Linked DNA regions of Homo sapiens: region 2 is linked to region 1. A link is a loop called in an ENCODE intact Hi-C map of the cell type or tissue named here. Cell type or tissue: MCF 10A. All regions are shown on one strand. Links, peaks and the distances in the headings refer to the core of each region. The heading gives the core; the rest is flanking DNA.

Evidence for each region. Peaks named below come from ENCODE experiments on the same cell type or tissue, not always from the same donor. Only the 100,000 strongest peaks of a DNase experiment are listed, where the experiment ranks them.
Region 2: a loop joins it to region 1, with 8 times the contacts of the local background. A loop is called at or near these places in 10 of 110 quality-filtered maps.

Annotation. Positions count from the first base shown.
Region 1 is chr1:202,312,351-202,324,800 of GRCh38, reverse strand. LGR6 (leucine rich repeat containing G protein-coupled receptor 6) reads right to left here. Exons shown (of 18, transcript NM_001017403.2): 17 at 9,919-9,999; 18 at 5,040-6,849. The coding sequence ends at 5,594. Among named protein-coding and RNA genes, the nearest start is that of UBE2T, 23 kb to the left of the region's middle. RefSeq lists a silencer at 6,220-6,380. In MCF 10A, for the core only: a CTCF peak has its summit at 8,990 (motif pointing right); a DNase peak (open chromatin) is centred at 9,020.
Region 2 is chr1:202,207,182-202,215,181 of GRCh38, reverse strand. The region is part of intron 1 of LGR6 (leucine rich repeat containing G protein-coupled receptor 6); the gene reads right to left. Among named protein-coding and RNA genes, the nearest start is that of LGR6, 17 kb to the right of the region's middle. RefSeq lists enhancers at 521-1,021, 1,022-1,522. In MCF 10A, for the core only: CTCF peaks have their summits at 1,581 (motif pointing left), 4,644 and 7,686; DNase peaks (open chromatin) are centred at 1,571 and 7,621.

The DNA of each region.
Region 1 (12,450 bases), core at 4,451-12,450:
GCCTATCGTAGAAAAGGAAATTTGGCTAGTTCGGTTCTTTCTCAATCTTTCAGGATATTACCCTTGGAAACTTAAAAAGGAAAGCAACAAGGAAATTACCCCAGGAACTGAAAGCTGAAAGGATGCATCCAGAGACCTTGAGGAAGGACAGGGATCATAGTGAGGTACACATAAGCAGAAGTTACCCATAAACACAGGCTATGAGCCAAAGGAAACAATTCATTTATGCAATAAATAATCATACCTTTTCTTTACCCCATTGCTAGGCCAAAAGAATTATTCTGCCTCCCTTATTGCTTCACATGTATCCTCTGAAAAATTATTCTTTTGACCCAGCAATTCCACTTCTAGGAATTTATCTTACAGATATATTTACTTACACAGGTGCTGAATTGCATTCATGCAAGGTTACTTTTTAAAGTATTGTTTATAAGAGCAAAAGAGTAAGCAACCCAAATGTCCATCAGAAGGGGAATAAGATGAAATCATGATACATCTACATAATGGGCTATATAACCTGCTTCAAAAATGTTAGAATGCTTTCTTTACTGATGTGGAAACGTCTTTGAGCTATATTACAGGTTAAAAAAGCAGAAGCAGAACTGTGGTGTGCTACTTTGGGTAAAAAGGAAAAATAAGCATATATATGCATCTTGCTGGTATATATATTTTCAAAACTCTGGGAGGATATATAAGAAACTAATAACAGTGGTAACCAATGAGGGCTTGGGAAGCGAGCCAGTAGGGACAGAGATGGGAGGGAAGCTTGTTAAGAACGTGTTATTTGAACCACGTGAATGTATTATTCAAAGATTAAATTTATGAAAAGCTTTTTAAACAAAAGGGGTGGGTGGGAGCAGCTGATTGTGGTTGAGAAGCAGATAGCTATAAAAACAGGCCTCCAGAGAGCAGCTGAACCGGCTAATTGTGGGCACCACAGGGAATAATCACAGACTAAATTCAGAATGGCCTCTAGTTTCAGGTACCACAAGGCCCAGTCTTACTGTTCTTTTTGGCCTTGGATCTATTTGCTGAGATTCTGCCTCTCTTATTGCTTCACATGGATCCTCTCAAGAAACACGTACTTACTTGAGTTAACTCCTGAGTTTCTGTCTCTTAATCCAGTCTAAGAAGAACAGCTGAAGAAATGGTCTTCCCTGTAGTTGAGCCAGAAAGATGGAGGGTTTGAAATACTCTGTTTTCAAGAGTGGAGGGCAGGTACTCATGAAGGCACCAGTTTTCCACTCAGAAGGGAGTCAGGCATTAGATCAGTAAAGCCCTAATACCATTCTGGGGCTAGCACCTTGGCCCCATGATTGCAAGTTTTGTTGAACTCCATCTTCCCTCCCCTGAGAAGGGGCTACCTGGTTGTCTTGAGGGCATCATCCCACTCTGAAGCAAGGCTGGGCCAGGGACAGGGGGGTAAAGATTCCCAAGGCAGAGAGTGAGTGAGAGAGTGCACTCAAGGCCAGGAAAGCAAGCTGATTCTTTGGGGTTCACATTATCAGGAAACCCCAGCATTAAGGGTTGGGTCTGAGAAGGTGTTCAGGGTCTGAATAATGAAGGCCCAACCTGCTCACTGCTTTATTTATTTTTATTTTTATTTTATTTTTATTTTTTTAAATTTATTTTTTTGAGACAGAGTCTCGCTCTGTTGCCCAGGCTGGGGTGCAGTGGCGCAATCTCGGCTCACTGCAAGCTCCACCTCCCAGGCTCACGCCATTCTCCTGCCTCAGCCTCCCGAGTAGCCAGGACTACAGGTGCCTGCCACGATGCCTGGCTAATTTTTTTTAATATTTTTAGTAGAGACAGGGTTTCACCGTGTTAGCCAGGATGGTCTCGATCTCCTGACCTCGTGATCCGCCCGCCTCGGCCTCCCAAAGTGCTGGGATTACAGGCGTGAGCCACCGCGCCCAGCCCACTGCTTTCTTTAGATTTTTCTATGTCTAATCCACTGGCAAGCACACAAAGGGCACTTTGATATAGGTGAGTGGAATGGATTCTGATGCCTCCAAACTTCAACTCTGAGCCTCCTTGGCTGTGCCCTAGGTGCCCCAGAACTCAGAAGACAGGTTAAGGAAGAGCCTTGCCACTGATCACTCCTCTCTCAAATACCTCTGGCCACTTCCATGGCTCCACCAGAGGCAGCAGAAAGGAGTTGAGGGACACACATCGTACTTCACTTGTGCTTTATTATACAGAAGAATCCAAATATTTACATCTTGACAATCCTTATACTTCAAGCAACTGGAGAGAGCATGGAACTGAAACCCAGAAGTGATGTGGGGGGCGGGGTGCGAGGTGGGGGGTGGTGGGTGGTGGGTGGGTGGGGGTTGGGAGAGCTTGCTATAAAGCAGAGCAGAGGTAGTTAGATGGTACCAGACGGGATCAAGGGTTCTAGCTACTGTAGTTCTGATGTTGGTTTATGAAATAAGAAATAAAAAAATAAAAAATAAATAAAAATGCTTAAAAAAGGTAAAAAAATTTAAAGAAAACATAGAAGAACAAACAAAAAAGCATTCTAGCAACTTCCCGTTATTGTCACTCAGGCCTATTTATTGTCAGCTCTTCCTTTTTCCTTTCCCCTACTCTTTAGACCTTTTATTCTTCCTGGAAAGGGAAACTAGAAAGATATTGGAGGCTAGAGGAGGAGAGAGGAAAGCAAGGAGAAGTCCCAGCTAGGGGCTCTGTTCATCCATAGTCTTCAAATCTCAGCTCTGCGTTTTTTGGATTTCACCATTGGTATGTTCAAAGTTGCTTATAAAAACCATTTCTGCCATAAGAGGTTCTCTTCCACAAATCGGTCTGAGATGAGATTGTGGTTGGCACCAGTTGCCAATGCACTGCACACAGAGCACAGGGCAACACACACCCAGTCAGCAGTTCTCAGCGTTGCCACCACTACAGCCCTCTTGGACAGATTCTTCCCCATGGATACCATTCTGGAAGATTTTGCCAACCCAACAAAATGCATTTGCATGCAATGAATAATTTGTTTTTTGATTTTGTGATCAAAGACATACATAATCTTCTGTGGATCATAATGAAGATAACCAAAGGAATAACATACTGACTTGCTAGAAATTCAGTCAAAATAACATACTGACTTGCTAGAAATTCAGTCAAAATCAAAAAACAAAGAAACTGTACTGCTCAGCTTTATTTCGGGTAAGTGTACATCGACCAGACTTTCTGAATAATGAAAATAGTTCATGGCAAACACCTCCACTCCCTTCCTCCACACCTTTCCTCTAATGAGAAGGTTCAGCAGATGCTCCTCTGGCCAGCAGACGTCTGGATCTTTAGAAGCAGGTGATAAGGTGACAGTGGTGCTACCCTTCAGCTTGCAGCCAAAAATCATCGGTCCCCTTTTCATAGAAGAGGCCACCTGTAGGGAGCAGTTCCTGTAACTCCTAAACCTCTAACACATGGTCACTGTGCTCCACCTCAACACAGACTCCCTAACTCCAAGGGGAACAATGATCACATGGCGTGGGCAAGAAGTGAGAAGGGATCTGGGGTGACTTTTTACAAGTCAAGGCTCCCAAAAATTGTACAAGTTTTGTCATCCCTGAAGCAAAGAACTCCTTTCCCTGATAAGAGTCACCAATTCTCAGTATCCAAAGTAGAGCAAACTCCTTCCTTTAAGGGCTCTTGATCAGCCCTGGGGAAATTGGGAGAGCAGGGTTCTCAAATAAACAACTGATAAATACACCTGCCATCATTAGCGAGTACCTACAGCGAGGCTGGCCTCATGGTAGGACCCTAAGATTCTTCTGGGATTACAAGGTCAGCGCATTCTGCTTCAGAGCCTATAAGAGACCAGGCAATTAGTCAGATAAGATTTAGAAATGTAGCAAGTTTCACCCATGGAGCTACCCTACCTACCTCAGCCTAGGCAGCCTTTTTGTCCTGTGTCAGAATTTCCACTAGGCATTGGGGACAGCAGGGAGATAGCAGAGAAGCTAAGCTGCAGAAACTTGAACTACAAAATTAGAAGAAGGGTTTTCCTCAGGTTTGTTGTTTTAATAGTGGAGCCCCTGGGGATAGGGCCTGGCTGAGGACCTGCCAGAATTCAGGAAGAAGATTGTTTTCCATCTGGTCTCAGAATTCTAGACTCCTGTCTTGTAGATGTGACTGATGTTGGGGTACTCTAGAGCAAGTCTTGCCCTTTGCTGAGTCTTGGATTCTCTTTTTATGTCTCCAAGAATTACCTTTAATGTCTGGAAGGATGCCCCAGCTCTTACCGCCTCACTCTCAGATTGAATATGTGTGTGTTTGGGGCTGGGTGAGGGGGGCATTCTGGAAATGCTCAGAGACACGTGGTAAACCACAGGTAGAAAGGTCATGAGGGGAGAGGCAGAAGGGTCAGCGGCCTATCTGAGACACCCAGGGTCCCAGAAAACTACAATTTCCTAAAATGCAATATCTACAATTCAAATCTCTCCTGTTTTCTGGCTAAGGCCTCCTTGTCCCAAAGAGTAGGCAGGACCTGGCTTGTGACAGGAGGTGGCAGGGGCATCTGGTGGAGAAGCATAAGAAGGCAACAAAGAGCCAGAGGGAATCCAGACAGCCCTGCCAGGACCCAGGAACCCTACTATCCCTCTTGCAGCAGACAAACTTTCACTGGTGCTTGGGCTTGCTGGGGTTGATGGCAGGGTGGTGAGAGAACACACAGGGATCCCTTTCTCCCTGCCCCAACTCAGGGGTCTGAGTCTGGAACCACAACGGCAGGCTTCTCCTCATCCTTCCCAGCATAGGATAAGAGAGGTGGGAGGTAAAGTGCTGAGTGTCTCTACTGGTGGATGGAGTCATCAATTACCTCTGGCAGTTCATTCTAGGATCGGGGCTTTCAGGAAGTGGTGGCATTTTGTGATGTCACTCGGTAGCACTAGGTGGTACAGAGATGAGCTCCCTGGGAGAGAACAGTGCTAAGTTCTGTCATGTTAATAGATATTCCAGGAAAACCAAATAAGCAGACAAAAACCTGTTACCAAATAATTCAGGGAACTGGGTAAACAAAGTTCAATAGATTTTACTACTGTAGGACTTATCTCTTTATTACACTAACATGCACTGTGAATCTCTAAGAAAAAGACATCATGTGTAATCTCTTCCAAAGCTTATTTTAATAGGAAGTCTTTATGCATGGCATATGTCAAGATTAATGGTACATGGAACACATTTTGTATCCTATCCATGAGTCACACGGGAAATCACCTTCCAGGCCTTTCTCTGTGAGGTCTCCCTGTCCACTGTGCCCTGATCAACCCTCCACCCCTTCACTGTCTTTACTTCCCTCATTTCCCTTAAGCAGACAAAAGTCCAGGTCTCTGGTCCACAGCTTCAGACATGACAAGGAAGAGGCCCAGTATCAAGGTGAAGCTGAGGAAGGCCAAGGGAAAGCCAGGCCAAGAGGCACCCGTTGGTGATGGTCACAGGAGAGAGGTGATCAGTGGAGCCAGGGACTGGGCCATCCTGCTATAGATCACACTGCTGAGTTTTGGTTGTATTTGTTTTAGAAGCAGCCATCATTCACCGAGGGGGAGAGAGGAAAGGGAAGAGAGGGGAAGAGAAGAATGGGGAGGGATATTTACACGTGTGAAGCAAAGGCCAAGCCAGAGGGCTGAAAGCCGCCACCCCCTGACAAGCCTCCACCTGCTGGCGTAGATCCCTCTGCCCTCAGCAGCAGTTCTCCATCCATGGAGGGTTGGGGGTTCCCAAAGTGGTTCCCCTCTGGCTCTACACAATGGCTGCCCTCCAGCCTGGGGGCCCCTGGCTGCTGACAGGAGATGAGGGTCACTGAGGGGAAGCCATAGGTCTCCAGCCCAGGGGGCCGCCCAGCTTCAGAAGCTTCCAGAATGAGATCCACATCAGAGAAGGCTACCAGGGCCTGGGTAGAATCACAGGAGCTCTTCTCCAGCTCCCCGGCCGCAGCATAGGCTAGGGGCCCTGAGTCCCCTGCGCGGGGCCGAAGCCGCCGAAGGTCATCCCGGAAGTGGGGGTTGAAGAGCAGGTACAGCAGTGGGTTGAGGCAGGCAGGCAGGGGCAGCACCACCAGCAGGACAGACTTGACGGCCTCGGGCGTGACAGGGAAGAGGCCCAGCATGGAGGCAAAGCTGAGGAAGGCCACGGGACAGTAGAGGAGCCCGTCTGCGAAGATGAGCCAGGCCACGTGCCTCACCATGGCGCAGTCCCACACGGCCTCAAAGTCGCCCCGCGGCAGGTCACAGTACAGTTTGATGTAGGCACCGGCCACGACCAGGAAACAGAAGGAGTTCATCATCACCAGGGCCACGGTGAAGCCCAGGGCTGCTGGCTGACCCTCAGGTGGCGCGTAGGGCAGGCAGAGTGGGGAGGCCCCGTATTCTCCCACTGAGGCCAGGGGCAGCGCGGCGGCCAGCCCTGCCAGTGCCAGGCAGCCTAGGACCCCTGCTCGAACGCTGCCCAGGGAGGGGGACTTCCCATAGGCCCGGACACAGGAGACGGAGACGCTGCACTGCACTGCGGCCAGAGTGAGCAGCAGCACCGATGCCTCCGACCCAAGTACTGCCAGGAAGCCAGTGGCCCGGCAGCCTAGCCCCGTCTCCCAGCGGGCTCCGTACTCAGAGAACTGACCAAAGGTCAGGGCATCGACTGAGGCTAGAAGGCCACAGGAAATGCCAGTCAAGGTGTTGGCGCCTGCAATCGCACCTACCACAAACTTGACCGGGGGCAGGGGGACAGGCCCGCCAGCGAACACGGTCAGCAGCACCAGTCCATTGCAGAGCACGGAGAGCAACACGATGGCCCACACGGCCAGGCGGATGCCCCAGCTTTCAAAGAGGTACTCACAGGGCTTGAAGGGGCCTGTAGGAGAGATCAGACATTAACCCTGGGCCAGAGGATGGTGGGACCAGGTCTTCAGGACCAAGGTCAGCCTCTGTATTCAGAGAATTTCCAATCAAAAGGAGATGAACATGGCCCTTGCCCTCGGAAAACTCCCAGTCTAAGGGAGGCTGACCCTGTTTCTGGCCCCAGAGAACTCCAAGTTGGAGGTTCTCTCACCTTAGAGAACTCCCAGCTGTGGGACATACACGACTCTTCTTCCGAAGAGCTGCAAGTGGGGTGAACCCTAACCCTCCTCTCAATACACCAGAACATAGAACGCATATAGGCCAGGCATGGTGGCTCACGACTATAATTCCAGCACTTCCGGAGGCTGAGGCGGATGGATTGTCTGAGGTCAGGAGTTTGAGACCAGCCTGGCCAACAAAGCAAAACCCCATCTCTACTACAAATACAAAAAATTAGCTGGGTGTGGTGGCACGCACATGTAGTCCCAACTACTTGGGAGGCTGAGGCAGAAGAATCACTTGAACCCGGGGGACGGAGGTTGCAGTGAGCTAAGATTGCTCTACTGCACTCCAGCCTGGGCAACAGAGCAAGACTCTCTCTCTCCCCAAAAAAACAAAAAAAAAACAAAAAAACACACACATGGTACAAATTAATACAGTACAAACCCAGATATTGAGGAAATGTTAAGTGAAGGACAGCACTGGAAAGAAAGGAAGGACAGGCTGCCATCAAGGAGTGGAGAGGGTATCAGAATTGGGAGCTATGGTGGGTAGGGACAGAGGCATGAGGGACTGCCCAGACAGTAACCAGTCTATGCCTGAGGCTCTGTTTCTCTCAGTCAGTCCCCAGTGATCCACTAAGTCCTCCACTGTGGGAGAGTCCTGACCAAATATTATACCAGGCTGGCTCTCCCTTGCTCTGTGAGAGGGGTACAGACCACATTGAATACTTGTCAGTCAATCAGTATTTCGGAGGTAAATTGCCTCAAGTACAGTAAATCAAAATACAGATGACTTCTGGGGTTTTCCAACCTAGGTCCACACGAGATGCGTGAGATCCTGGTGTTTTCCATCCCTCTCTCCAAAGTCTGTTCCTAAATCACCTTGTAACTTTGGAAATATTATTTCTTCATTTTCTTTGGCTTTCCACTCTTGTTCTTCAATGTGTTTCTTGGTAGCTTGGGAATTTGAGAGGCTTTTGTGGGAGCTATTTTTAAACCTTTTCTTTCTTATTACCAAATATAATAGGTGATAACTGTAGAAAATTTGAAAATATAACATGAAAACATTAAAATGACATGAGACTTCACCTCTCAGAGATAACTCATTATTTTGGTATGCTTCCGTCCAGTCTTTAAAAAATACATACATACATATAGGTTTTCAAGCTAAATTAAGATTTTACTGTTGTTATCATTTGGATATGGTTTGTCTGCACCAAAACTCATGCTGAAATGGAATCCCCCAATGTGGGAATGTTGGAGGTGGGGCCTAGTGGGAGGTGTCTGGGTCATGGGGACAGATCCCTCAGGAACAGATTAATGTCCTTCTGTGAGGGTGAGTGAGTTCTCAATCAATCCAGGGAATGGATTAGTTCCCTAGGAGTGGGTTGTTAAAGGGAGTCTGGCTTCTCTTTCACCCTGTGATCTATTTGCACATACCCACTCCCCTTCTGCTTTCCATCACAAGTTGAAGCAGCCTGAGGCCCTCATCACATGCAGCTGTCCAATCTTGAACCTCCCAGCCACCAGAATTGTGAGTCAAACAAAACTCTTTCCTTTATAAATTACCTAGCCTTAGGTATTCTGTTATAGCAACACGAAGCGGACTAAGACAACTGTATATGCGTTTCTCGTTCTCTTTAAGTCACATTTTTATCAAGCAGACTTTCCCAAATTTTTTCCCAGAGAAATATTTTTATATTACTCAAAACATATTTTATGTACCATAAAATGTACCATAATTATTTGACCATTTGGTGTGAGTTATTTTAGAAGCAAGCTCGAGTTGGACTTTGTCTTTTGGAACTTCCTCTTTTACCTCATCCCTGCTGATTACTGGTTTTCAGAGGTGAAATTTCCATGGCATTGTGAATGCAGCATGTGTGTTTTTCCAAGTCAGAAGCAGCACCTGCTTCCTCCAGGTTGGGTTAGTGCTCTGGCCCCAAGCTGGCACTAGAGGGCGTGCTGTTGTCACCAAGCACTGAAAACTCGGGCTGGGCAAGGCCAGGCAATCACTCTATAGGCTTTAGAGAGGGTAAAGGGAGAAGGCAAGGGTCCTGGGCCAGAGAAAGCTGGAAAACTGGAAAACGGAGGTGGAACGAAATAGAAGAAGCAAACTGTTCATCACTTCTGTTCATTCTGAAGAATCCCATCCTTGCCTAAGTAGCATGCTGCTTGCCACCTTCTGTGGCCTGTTAGCATTTTATATGCAAGCGAAGGGACTTCCTCACTCTAAATGTCTCAAGTTGAATTGCACCAAAGAGAAAGAGAATTTTCTTTTTTGCTTTCTTTATAGCAGGATGGATTTAGGTTAGATGCTAAAGGAGGCTTCCGCAACTATAAGCGTTAGATGGTGCTGTAAGGACTTACCCAGGGATACTATGGAGTTTTTCCACTGTGCAGAGTTTTAACAGAGACTGTAATCTTCCTGGGATGGAGCAGGGAGGGATGGAGAAGGTGACCTGTTGGAGTCCCACCTGGCTCTAGGATTCTGTGGTATGGGTCTTAGACTGAGGGATTACTCAAAAGCAGTCCCACGTGCCACCCTGAGCAATGGGGTCAAGGCATTCTTTCCTGCTTCTCTCCTGTGTAACAGTAGTTTTATCCTGGATGCATAAATGCTAATTGGCTGATTGCTTGACTTCGCCTCCATTCATGCTACTCCCCTCAAGCAGCCACCCAAGGGAAAGAACTCCAGTTCCTTCCCCAGGAATTACGAAAGGAGGGCCCTCTTGCAGCAGGCTGGGAGTCAGGCAAAGAATGTGGCTGCAGACATGCCAGGCTGAACTAATACCTCAACTAGGTGGTTGGGTGCCCTTTCTCCATTCCCCCTCGTCCCCATTCCCCAGACACCACCTCACCTGGAGTAGGGCTACACTGGACACTGGGGTGTGGCTTTGAGTCCTCCATCTCCAGCTGGAGCTCATCCAGGTCCTGGTCATCTGAAAGGAGAGACAAAGTGATGCAGGGTCCTGGGTCTTGGTGTCAGTCAAGCCCTACCTTTCTCCAAATGCCCCCTCCTTTAAGATGTCCCTTACTAACTCTGCTCAGCACTGTTCATTCTAGCAACCCGGCACATCCATTTCTACCCTTGGGGGTAAAGATTTGGTCAGCTTCCTATTATCCACATGTGGATTATCTGCACTGAAGAGTGCACAGCAAACATTTCACCTAGACCTTCTCTTTCTATTAGTCAGGGCTCTATGTCCTCTCCAGTCAGCCTTACCCACAAGTGCTGCTTCGAGTTGGAGTGGAAGCTGTTTCAATAATGTATGCTAGTGATCACACATTCTCTACTCTGGCTGGGCTGTCACTGTAATTTTGTGTCCAGTTGTGAAAACTACACATTAAGAAAAACATCAGTGAGCTGCAGTGTGTTTAGACGTGAACGAGTGAACTAGGGGGTGGGAGAGCAGAAGCCATTTGTGAGAGAAACAGTCAAAGCAACTGGGCGGTGTTTAACTTGGAGGAGGTAAGAGTAAGTGGGGGTATCATGGCCGTCCTCAAAGGGCTGAAGGACTGTTAGGGGTAAAGGAATTTGACTTCTACATGCTGTTTTGCCCCAGAGGGTAGAACCAGGATCAATGGATGGACTGTAGAACGAGGCAAATTATGATTCGAATGGAGACACTCTACTACTTCCTAACAAGAGTAAGTTCCCACAATTAGAGCTGTCCAGCAAAGGAACACCCCACCTTCAACAGGTGCAGAGTAGGTCCACATCTGCTGAGTGCAATTCTGGCACTGGGCAAATGCAGAAGAATTTCAGGGATGAATAAGAGATGGACCTGCTCTCAAAGAGCTTGTGGAGACTAATAAGGAAACAAATTGTCATGCTACAATGAGTGCCATCAACTAACAGATTTATTTACTAGCTAGAAGGGAATAATTTGAATGTTCCTAGCATAAAGAAAAGACAAATTTTTAAGGCAAAGGATATCCCGATTACTCTGATTTGATCTTTATATACATTATATGAATGTATTAAATAATCACATGTGCCCCCCATACATACATTTATTATGTATCAATTAGAAAAAAATTTTCAGCTAATAGATTCACTGAACAATAAGGGTTAACATTTCTTGAGTTCTTATTCGGCACCAGGTACTGTGCCCAGTCAGTCCTCATCTTCATGGTCCCATTAACCTTCACAACATCCATGTGAGGCAGGTGACAGATAAGGAGACTGAGGCTCATTGAAGTTAAGTGGCTTGCCTGCAGCCTCACAGCAATAGACTAGAATTCAGATGCAGGTTTGTCTGACTACAGAGCCCAGATGTTTAACCATCATGCTTTCCCAGGCAAGGGACTGATTACTTTGGGGGGTCAGGGGGTGGGGAGGGTTCAGGAGATTTACAGATGCATGAGCTGAACATAATTTGTCACTGATGATACTAAACAGAAAGTCCCCAATGGGAGAGAAAGCACTTCTACCTGAGTCAGAGGCTGGACTAGATCATCTTTAATGTTCTTTTCAATTCTAAGTCCAGGCTTTACACTTTTTTTTTTTTTTTGAGATGGAGTCTCGCTCTGTTGCCCAGGCTGGAGTGCAGTGGCATGATCTCGGCTCACTGCAAGCTCTGCCTCCTGGGTTCACGCCATTCTCCTGCCTCAGCCTCCTGAGCAGCTGGGACTACAGGCGCCCGCCACCACGCCTGGCTAATTTTTTGTATTTTTTTAGAGATGGGGTTTCATGGTGTTAGCCAGGATGGTCTGGATCTCCTGACCTTGTGATCCGCCTGCCTCGGCCTCCCAAAGTGCTGGGATTACAGGCGTGAGCCACCGTGCCCGGCCTTACACTTTTTTTTTCTTATTCACTTTTGCAGTGTTTCTCAAACTAGGGCCTGTGAACTCTAGGGGGTTGCAGACATGCTGGAGGTCCACAAATTCTATACGAATTTTGAAATGAGAATCTAGAACATTTTATAATCTATAAAGACAAAACATTTTTTGCAGTGATAATCCATCACTGAAAGGCTTTTTAAAGAATAAGACAAGTTTCTCAGGTCAGACTGGAAATGTGTCTGAAGACCCAAGTTGGGGAAAGAATGGCTTGTCTTCAAAAGGTAACTGTACAATCTTCAGGTTTAAGAGACAGCATCCTGTGGGCTCTTCCTCCATCATACAGGGCAATGGATAGGTGACTCTGTTTGTTGCACTTGTTCCATCTTTGGTTCACAAAGTCTGTTTCCTGTGTGGATCCTTCCTCCTCACTTAAAGGGTAAACACCATCAGTTGGGAGCTTTCCCAGGAGGCAGGAAGACTGTGAAGCTGCTCCTGGCCCAGACACCATCAGGGCAGGTCGGAGGCTGAGTCGTGCCCACAGAGTCCTGGCATTTCCTCCTCTCTACCTTTCACTCCCTGCCCACCCCTGCTCTCCAGAAAGAAGT
Region 2 (8,000 bases), core at 1-8,000, 110 kb after region 1:
GTGTCTGGGGGTGGAAAACTGGAGAAAGCCCTCTATTCAGAGTCCCACCCTCACCACCCCCACCACCCTCACTAACCCCATCCCAGATGGGAGCTTTTCTTTTACATCAGAGCACCCTCCTTCCCAACCCAGCAACTCAACTCACCAACGCGCGCGCGCGCACACACACACACACACACACACACACACACCCAGGTGCACCCAAACACCATTTACCCCTACCCTAGCCAGAGGGTTTTCTAAATTGGACAGGATCCCAGACTCAATTTGAATCTAGGAGAAAAGAGCAGAAGATAAAGTTCAGAGCATATAATAAAAAGAGCTACGTTTGCTGGATCACACACTGTGCTAAAGATTTCACTGACCCATTTTACAGATGAGGTTCAGCAAAATTAAGAGGTTTCGCCACCTTTCCGCCTCTCCAGACCCCCACTCCACGTCTTTGCAGTTTATAGAGCTCTTGAACATCCTTGGTTTCATTTAATTTGATCCTTTTTAATAGGTCAGGGAACGAAGCATTATTTATTCCCATTTTAAATGAAGAAACGGAGATTCGGAAATATCAAGTTACTTCCCACTGTGCCACAAAGTTAAGAATTGGCAGCGCGAACCCACGCCAGGTGGTTCAGTGGAGCCCCTAGCTGCACGCACGTACCCGGGAGCTAAGCGGCGGCCCCGGGGGCGGGGACCAGCCTCGCGCGCGCGCCCCTGCCCACCCCAGCCCGCCTGGCCGTGCCCCTGCCCGCCCCTGCCCGCGCCGCCCGCTCCATGGCTGAAAGGGTCCGGAAGTGGGGAGGCGGCCTCGGCTCCCAGAACAATGGAAGGGGATTAGGGCCGGCCCGGGTAGCGCCCCACCCGTCGCGTCGGTTTCTGGGTCCTGCTCCCCAGGGCTGCGGAGGACCTGTGGAACTTTCCGGAGCTCGGCACCCTTCCCCCAAGCCTACCTGGGCGCACCGCGCCGTGCACTCCCAGCCCGGGAGAGGTTCTGTCCCGCCCTCGCTGAGCGGCCCTCTCCCTCCAAGCGCATTCCGGCCCCTGGGACCTCGAGTGCCAGTTCTGCGGTCCAGTGCCCGCCACCCTCCGCGCTGATCCTCTCTCGTTCTGCCGCTTCTCTCGTATGCCCTTCCCTCTGGATAGCGCCCCACCCATCTGCCCTCTTCCCTAACTCCCGAACTATTTGGTTCATCAGAGCTATAGAAAGACTAGATCCAAGATCTGGATCTAAAATACCTGCCCAACAAGAAGTCCTTCCTGATACCTAGCCTCACTCCCTCATGCTGCAGTTGGACTGAATAGAGTTCTCTGCCTGCCCTTATAATGTAATCCTCAGTGGCTCTGGGGTCAGACTGCCAGAGTTTGTATCTTGGCCCTAACACTTAGCAGTTGTTTGATATTGGACTAGTTCCTTTCCTCTCTGTGCCTCAGTTTCTGCATCTATAAAATAGTATCTAATATTCCCCATAAGATAATGTTGTGAGGTTTAAATGGGAGAACCCATGGGTGTAGCATGAATGTCAGTGGACATCCCTCTCCTCACCTGCATGTAACCAACAGAGCCCCTCCTGGTGGAGAAGCAGGGCTATAAAGTTAGGAAAGATAGGCTGGGGAGGCTGTGGGTAGAGGAGGGCGTTCTGGGTCAGCCCTGCCCTTAGGAGGCAGCAGCTGCCGCTTCTCTCTGGTGCCTCCAAGTGAGTGCCACCTGCCTCGCCCCTGATCTTCTCATCCTTTGATCTTCTGATCTCTGGCCAGGGTCTCCCAGCCAAAGGCATTCCTGTCTCCCTTGCCTTCTCCAAGGAAAGGCAAAGGGCTGGACTCCCTCCCTTTGCCCCAAGCTCCTTCCTCCCTCCCCTGTGTTGTGTGTGTAACTAAGACTACCAGTCAGGCCCTGGGACGAAGTAACAGCCAGGACCCCTAAGGTGGCAGTGTCTAGGGGGAGAAGAGGACATGGGGAAGTGTTGGACATCGGGGCTGTTACTGGGCATGATGCCCTGGCTGGACCAGACACTGCTGGAAAGGTGACTTCAGCCCAAGTTCCTTATTGCCAGAACCAGTTTATGCAGAGCCCTGGATGAGCACTGGAGAAAGTGTGTGTGCCCCTGTGAACAGTGTGTGTTCCCTGCCCTCAGGAAACTTCGGTCTGAGGAGAGATTCAGACCCACAGATACTGCTGGACAGAGCCTTATACATTAGTGCTGGAGGAATCTCAAGTACCTGTGGGTCAGGGAGGGCTTCCTGGAGGAAGCTTGGCCTGAGCTGGCCAAGAGAGACATGATTTGCCATCAGAAAGTGGCCTGCCTCAGAGCTGTGCAAAGGGGGGAAATGAGCTGGGGGTGTTAGCATGGGAGTGAGGGAAAGTGTGGTGGATGAATGGTGGCCTCCCTAAAGGTGTGTCTACCTCATAATCCCTGGAACCTGTGAATATGATCTTACTTGAAAAAACGGCCTTTGCAGATGTAGCTAAGTAAGAGATCTTGAGATGAGGAGATCCTCCTGGATTATCTGAGTGGGCTCTAAATCCAATGTCAATTGCCCTTGTGTAGACACGCAGAGCTCACACACAGAGAAGAAGGTGAGGTGAAGACAGAGGCAGAGATTGGAGTGATGTGGTAACCACGAGAAGCTGGAAGAGGCACGCAGTGGGTTCTCCCCTAGAGCCATTGACAGGAATGTGGCCCTGCTGACATCTTGATATTGGGTTTCTGGCCTCCAGAACTGTGAAAGAATAAACTTCTGTTGTTTTAGGCCACCCAGTTTGCGGTACTTTGTCACGGCAGCCACTGGAAACTAACCCAGGTAAGCGGGGAACAATCAGCAGAGCCTCAGTGTGCTGCTGGTCCTCAAGCCCCTCTTCCCACTGTGGCTTCCTCCTGTCCTTCCCTCTGCTCGCCCTCCATCACTGGCCCAAGCCAGTGACCCATCCCACACTTCTCCACCTAGGAAAGTCATTCTCACCCCCTTGAGACTCCCTTGGATCTACTCTGATCCAGCAATTCCATTGCTGGGGACTTAACCAACAGACACACATCCATATGCTCACTAGACAACCGTACGAAACTGCTCATAGCGGTGGTAGCCATGATACTCCCAACTAGAACATGTCTGGTTGCCCATCGACAGTGGAATGCGTAAACTGGGTTGTATTCACCCATAGTAAGTACCATGCCACAATGAGGATGAACGAACTATGACCACCAGCAACAACATGGGTGAATCCTCAAACATGGTGAGGAAAAGAAGCCAGATGCAAAATAATGCCCCATTTATGATAAGGTTCAAAACACAGGCACAGCCTACCTATGTTGTTAGAAATCACGATCGTTGCTATCTTTGTGGGGGTGGGTAGTGACCAGCAGAGGGCATGGGGGTGGAGGGCTTCTGGAAAGCTGATGATGTTCTCTTTCTTGGTCCAGGTGCTGGTTACACAAGTGTATTTGCTTATGGAAATGTACCAAGCTATACACTTATGATATGTACGCTTTTCTATTATGTATATTATATTTAGTTTAAAAAAACAAACTCTGGGCCAGGCGCAGTGGCTCACGCCTGTAATCCCAGCACTTTGGGAGGCCAAGGCAGGCGGATCACTGGAGGCCAGGAGTTTGAGACCAGCCTGGCCAACATGGTGAAACCCCATCTCTACAAAAATATAAAAATTAGCCGGGTGTGGTGGCACATGCCTGTAATCCCAGCTACTTGGGAGGCTGAGTCAGGAGAATTGCTTGAACCTGGGGGGCTGGGAGGCAGAGGTTGCAGTGAACCAAGATCACACCACTGCACTCCAGCCTCGGTAACAGAGTGAGACTCTGTCTCAAAAAAACAAACTCTGAAAGTCTTCGTGAACCTCAGGCTTTCTGAGGGCTCCCCTCTAGGTTCCCATGGCATCTCATGAATAATTCTCAGTTTTTATGTCATTAAATGAAATTGGATGTTTATTTCTGTATATTGTTTCATCATACTCATCTGTGTATCCCCAGCACTTTCCCCAGGCTCTGGCACATAGTAGATGCTCAATAAACACTTGAGATTTGCTGGCATGGCCATGGGCTTTGGTGTTGCCAGGCTTCTCTCCCAGGGTTAACTGGCCATTGGCCCCAGTTCCCTGGATCTTCACAGGATTCCACAATGAGACACATTCCTTCCCACTGCTGCCCCATCCTACCCACCTTCTAAGTCCCCCCACAACCAGCCTATGCTTGTCTCCTGCCTCATGCTTAACGCACACAATGGTAATTTTCTGACCCAATTGTAATCTCTGTTAATGCAAAATTCAAGTCTTACTTATCTGGGATCTTCAGAGCCTAGGCAAGTGTCGGGCACACTGTGGAGATTCAAGAACCCACAGCCTCAAGTTGCTAGAGTCCTCTATCCAAGCCTAGGGGCAGGCACATACCTTTGTTCGTCCTAGCTTGTTTGGAATTGGATGGAAATTTTCAAAAGAAGTTTTCTTTAAAAAAAATCAAGAGAATGAATAGGAAAGGCAAAAGCTTCTAAGTGGAAGGGTTTATAGAACAGATGTCTCACTCTAATGAAACCCAAGCCTGGCCACGAGCTGACTGGCTGGCAGCTTAAGAGGCTCCCCAGTGCGGCTCCATCCTCACCGCAGCCGTCTGGGTTGGAAGCCACACCTCGGGCTCCTGCCTGTGGTGGAGCCAGGTTAGTGCTACTACCAGGTCTGAAGAGGGCTGCCCTCCCTCCCTCTCTCTCAAATAGGTCCATCTGCTCCAGCCTAGGGTTTTTGTTTTTTTTTTTTTTTCTGCTCTGTACCTCCCAGCCTCTGGCCAGTCATTTGTTCATTCATTCATTCACTCATTCATCTCTTTACTCATTCCACCAATATTTTTGAGCATCCATGTGCAGAGGGCTTGGGCCAGCACTGAGGATACCAGGAGAGCAATGGTGGCCAGGCCCCTGCTTTCTTGGGGGTCCCAGCCTGGTCTGAGAAACAGACAAGTAACCAGGAATCTGAACCCAAGGGAATGAGCCTTGCGGCAGGGCAGGCACACAGAGGGGAGGCCTCCCCCAGAGTTGAGGGATTAGGGAAGGTTTCCCAGAGGAAGAGACATCTCAGTCAGCCCCTTACATCCTAAATGAAGCTGATGCTTCCTTGCCTCTTCCAAATACCCCACCAGAGCAGCAGGCTTCTGGTCTGAACCCATTTCTTCACCACATCCTTGCAGTAAATCAACCGTGATGTCCATAGGGCTGTTTCTTATAGACCTGGATATAAACCAATGGTGCATCACCTAAGTACAAACTAGGTAAAAGCATTTCTGTAGGAGATGGAGTAGAGAGTGGCTGTCCAGCAGCTCCACTGATGATCTGACTTATTCCATGAATAAGCTTGAGGCAGTGCTTGGCAAACCCTAAAATGAAGATTCTGGCTCAGTAGGTCAGGGTTGAGGCCTGAGCTTCTGCATTCCTCACACACTCACAGATGATGCCGATGCTATGCTGCTGGGCTGTGAACCATACTTCGAGTGAAAGGCTTTAGGATATCCAAGGGAATCCATAGAATAAACCTCCTTTAAGCAATCTTTTATAAATATGTTTTAAATCACTTTTTTTAACTAAGTATTGACCAGGCTGACTCATAGAAATATGCCACTGTGGCCTGGTCTAGACAAAGGTGTCTGGCCAAGGGGCCAACCAGAGGACAAAATCTGCTCCTGCCCCACTCATCAACTCTGCCCGCTCCCCACGTGGTAGGGCCACTGGGGCAAGGGGCACCCTTTTCTATTTCTCACAAAGATGTTGCCTGGACTAGCTGCAGCCCAGAACACTGTGGGGCGGGCAGGCTGAGTGGATGTGTGGATTTCTGAGGAGGAGCAGGGAGAGGCCTCTGACCTCCTCAGCAGCAGGCAGCCCCTCCAGGATCCCTGGGGATGGCAGGTGTGGCGTCTCCAAGGTTGCCTTTATAGGCCAGGATCCCTTCCTCATGGAGAAAGTGAAATGAAACCCAGGTCACCCCACCATTGCCTATGGGGCTAACAAAGAAGGGGTTAGCTTTGGGCTCTCTCCCCTCTGGCCAAAATAGGAGGGAAACTTGGGGACACTATGATAGGAAGGAGGAGGGACTCTAGGAAGAACTTCCCAGTGATCACATTCCCAGGGGGTCAAACACTAAGCAAATGGTGGGGTGTAATGACTTGATCTGCCCATCTGGAGGTCCCAGCCGAGGTTAGGGGTAAGGGGCTGGAGTAAGGTGTCAGAAGGGCTCCCCAGGCCAAGTTTCTGAGCTTCCAAGCCTTCCCCTCTTACTACACTCTTTACCCCTATGGCTCTAGGGCCATTTGCTCATTGGCACTGGGCATGCTAGGGTTCCAGGGGTTAGCCCAGGTATTTCCTGACCCCAAGCCCCACCCCCAGCAGGTGCCCTGGGCCCCGCAACATGGTGCCTTTGCGCCCCCATGCCAATCTAGACAGTGAAGCTAATGCTTTCTGGCAGGTGGAGGCAGGGCAGGCAGAGGGGGAGGTGGCACCCTGGGCTTCTGCATTCAGAGTAGGGGAGTGGGCAACGAGGCGAGGGCTGGCGTGGCGTCGGCTGGCGGGGGGGTAGGCATTCCTCTTTCCACTGGCTGCACATAGTTAATGGGGGGCCTTGTTCTGGGTAGGCACACAGCCCTCGAGGTGCTGATGATGGCCATGTCCTATCCCGGCCCCTGGGATCTCAAGTCTCACGGAGTGAACACTGCAAATCTCAGGGGACCCTGGCACCTCCCTCACATCACAGTCTCCTCTTCATTGGCTCACTCATGCCCCTTCTCTCTCTCTCTCCCCCCTCCTTCTCCTCTCTCTCTCCCCTCTTTGTATCTTTCTTTATACACCATCATTTGTCTCTGTAATATCCTGGGGTCAGGAACTCTCACCCCACAGGAAACAGACCCAAAGGCATCAGAGGACTTGTCCAAAGGCACTCAGCATGTTGGCGGCAAAGACAGCGTCCTAGCCCAGGGTCTCCTGATCCCACTTCCACCAGAGAACAAACCTAAAGTTCCAGTTGCTGGAGTCAGGAGGGTTGCGACGAAATTGGAGGAGGGAAACTTTGGAAGCACCTCCTTCCTCCAGAGGACTCATGCAACTCCTCACTCCACAGGACAGAGAAAAACTGCAGCAGGAGGGTGGGAGATTGGAGGGAGAGGCTGAGCCAGCAGGGCTCTGCAGGTCAGTGGTAGGATTTCCCAAGTCCAGGCGCTCACTTGGGGCGTTACTAAGAATTTATCTCCACAGCTGGACCAGGGACTCTGTTTTTTGCAGTGAAAGTTAGTGTCAGCACCTAGCACAGCTGTGCCTACTACTAAGTGTATACTTAATACATATTCACAGGTTGAATAAATGAAAAATAATAGCTAACATCCATTGAATGGTTACTGTGTGCCAGACGCCGTTCTAGGCACTTTGCATATATTAACTCATTTAACAAGGGCATCGTTGTCATCCCTCTATTACAGGTGAGGAAACTAAAGCACAAAGAGGGTAAATCTTTCCCCAAGGATTGGTAAAAGGCAGAGCCAGAATCTGAACTTAGGTGGAGTGGCTCTGGGGTTTGTGCACTTACCCACTCTGCTAGATTTATAAGAAACTGGGAAGGAGGCCAACACACACAGGATCTGACATCTGTGGGATGGGCCCTCTGCCCTCCCTTTCAAGCAGAATCCCTGCCTGCCAGAGCCTGACAACTGCCTCATTCCCAGAAACACTGAGACTCTGGTGTGCCCCCTGTGCCCACTCTAGCACAATGCACCCCATAGTCCCTGGCCCCTGCAGATGCCACGCTCAGGCCAAGAAGCACCTCCAACCCAAGGTTGCTCAGTCTCCCCTCTAGTCCTGGGGCCACCTCCTGCCCATCTGGACAAAGGCTGCCTCATCTCCCCTGTGGCATCCCTGAGAGGGAGACCCCTTCCTCTCATCCCCTCCTGCCCTAGCCCCTAGGTTAAGGGGAGAAAGGGCTCCATAATTTGCAGGACCGGCCGGGCACAGTGGCTCACACCTGTAATCCCAGC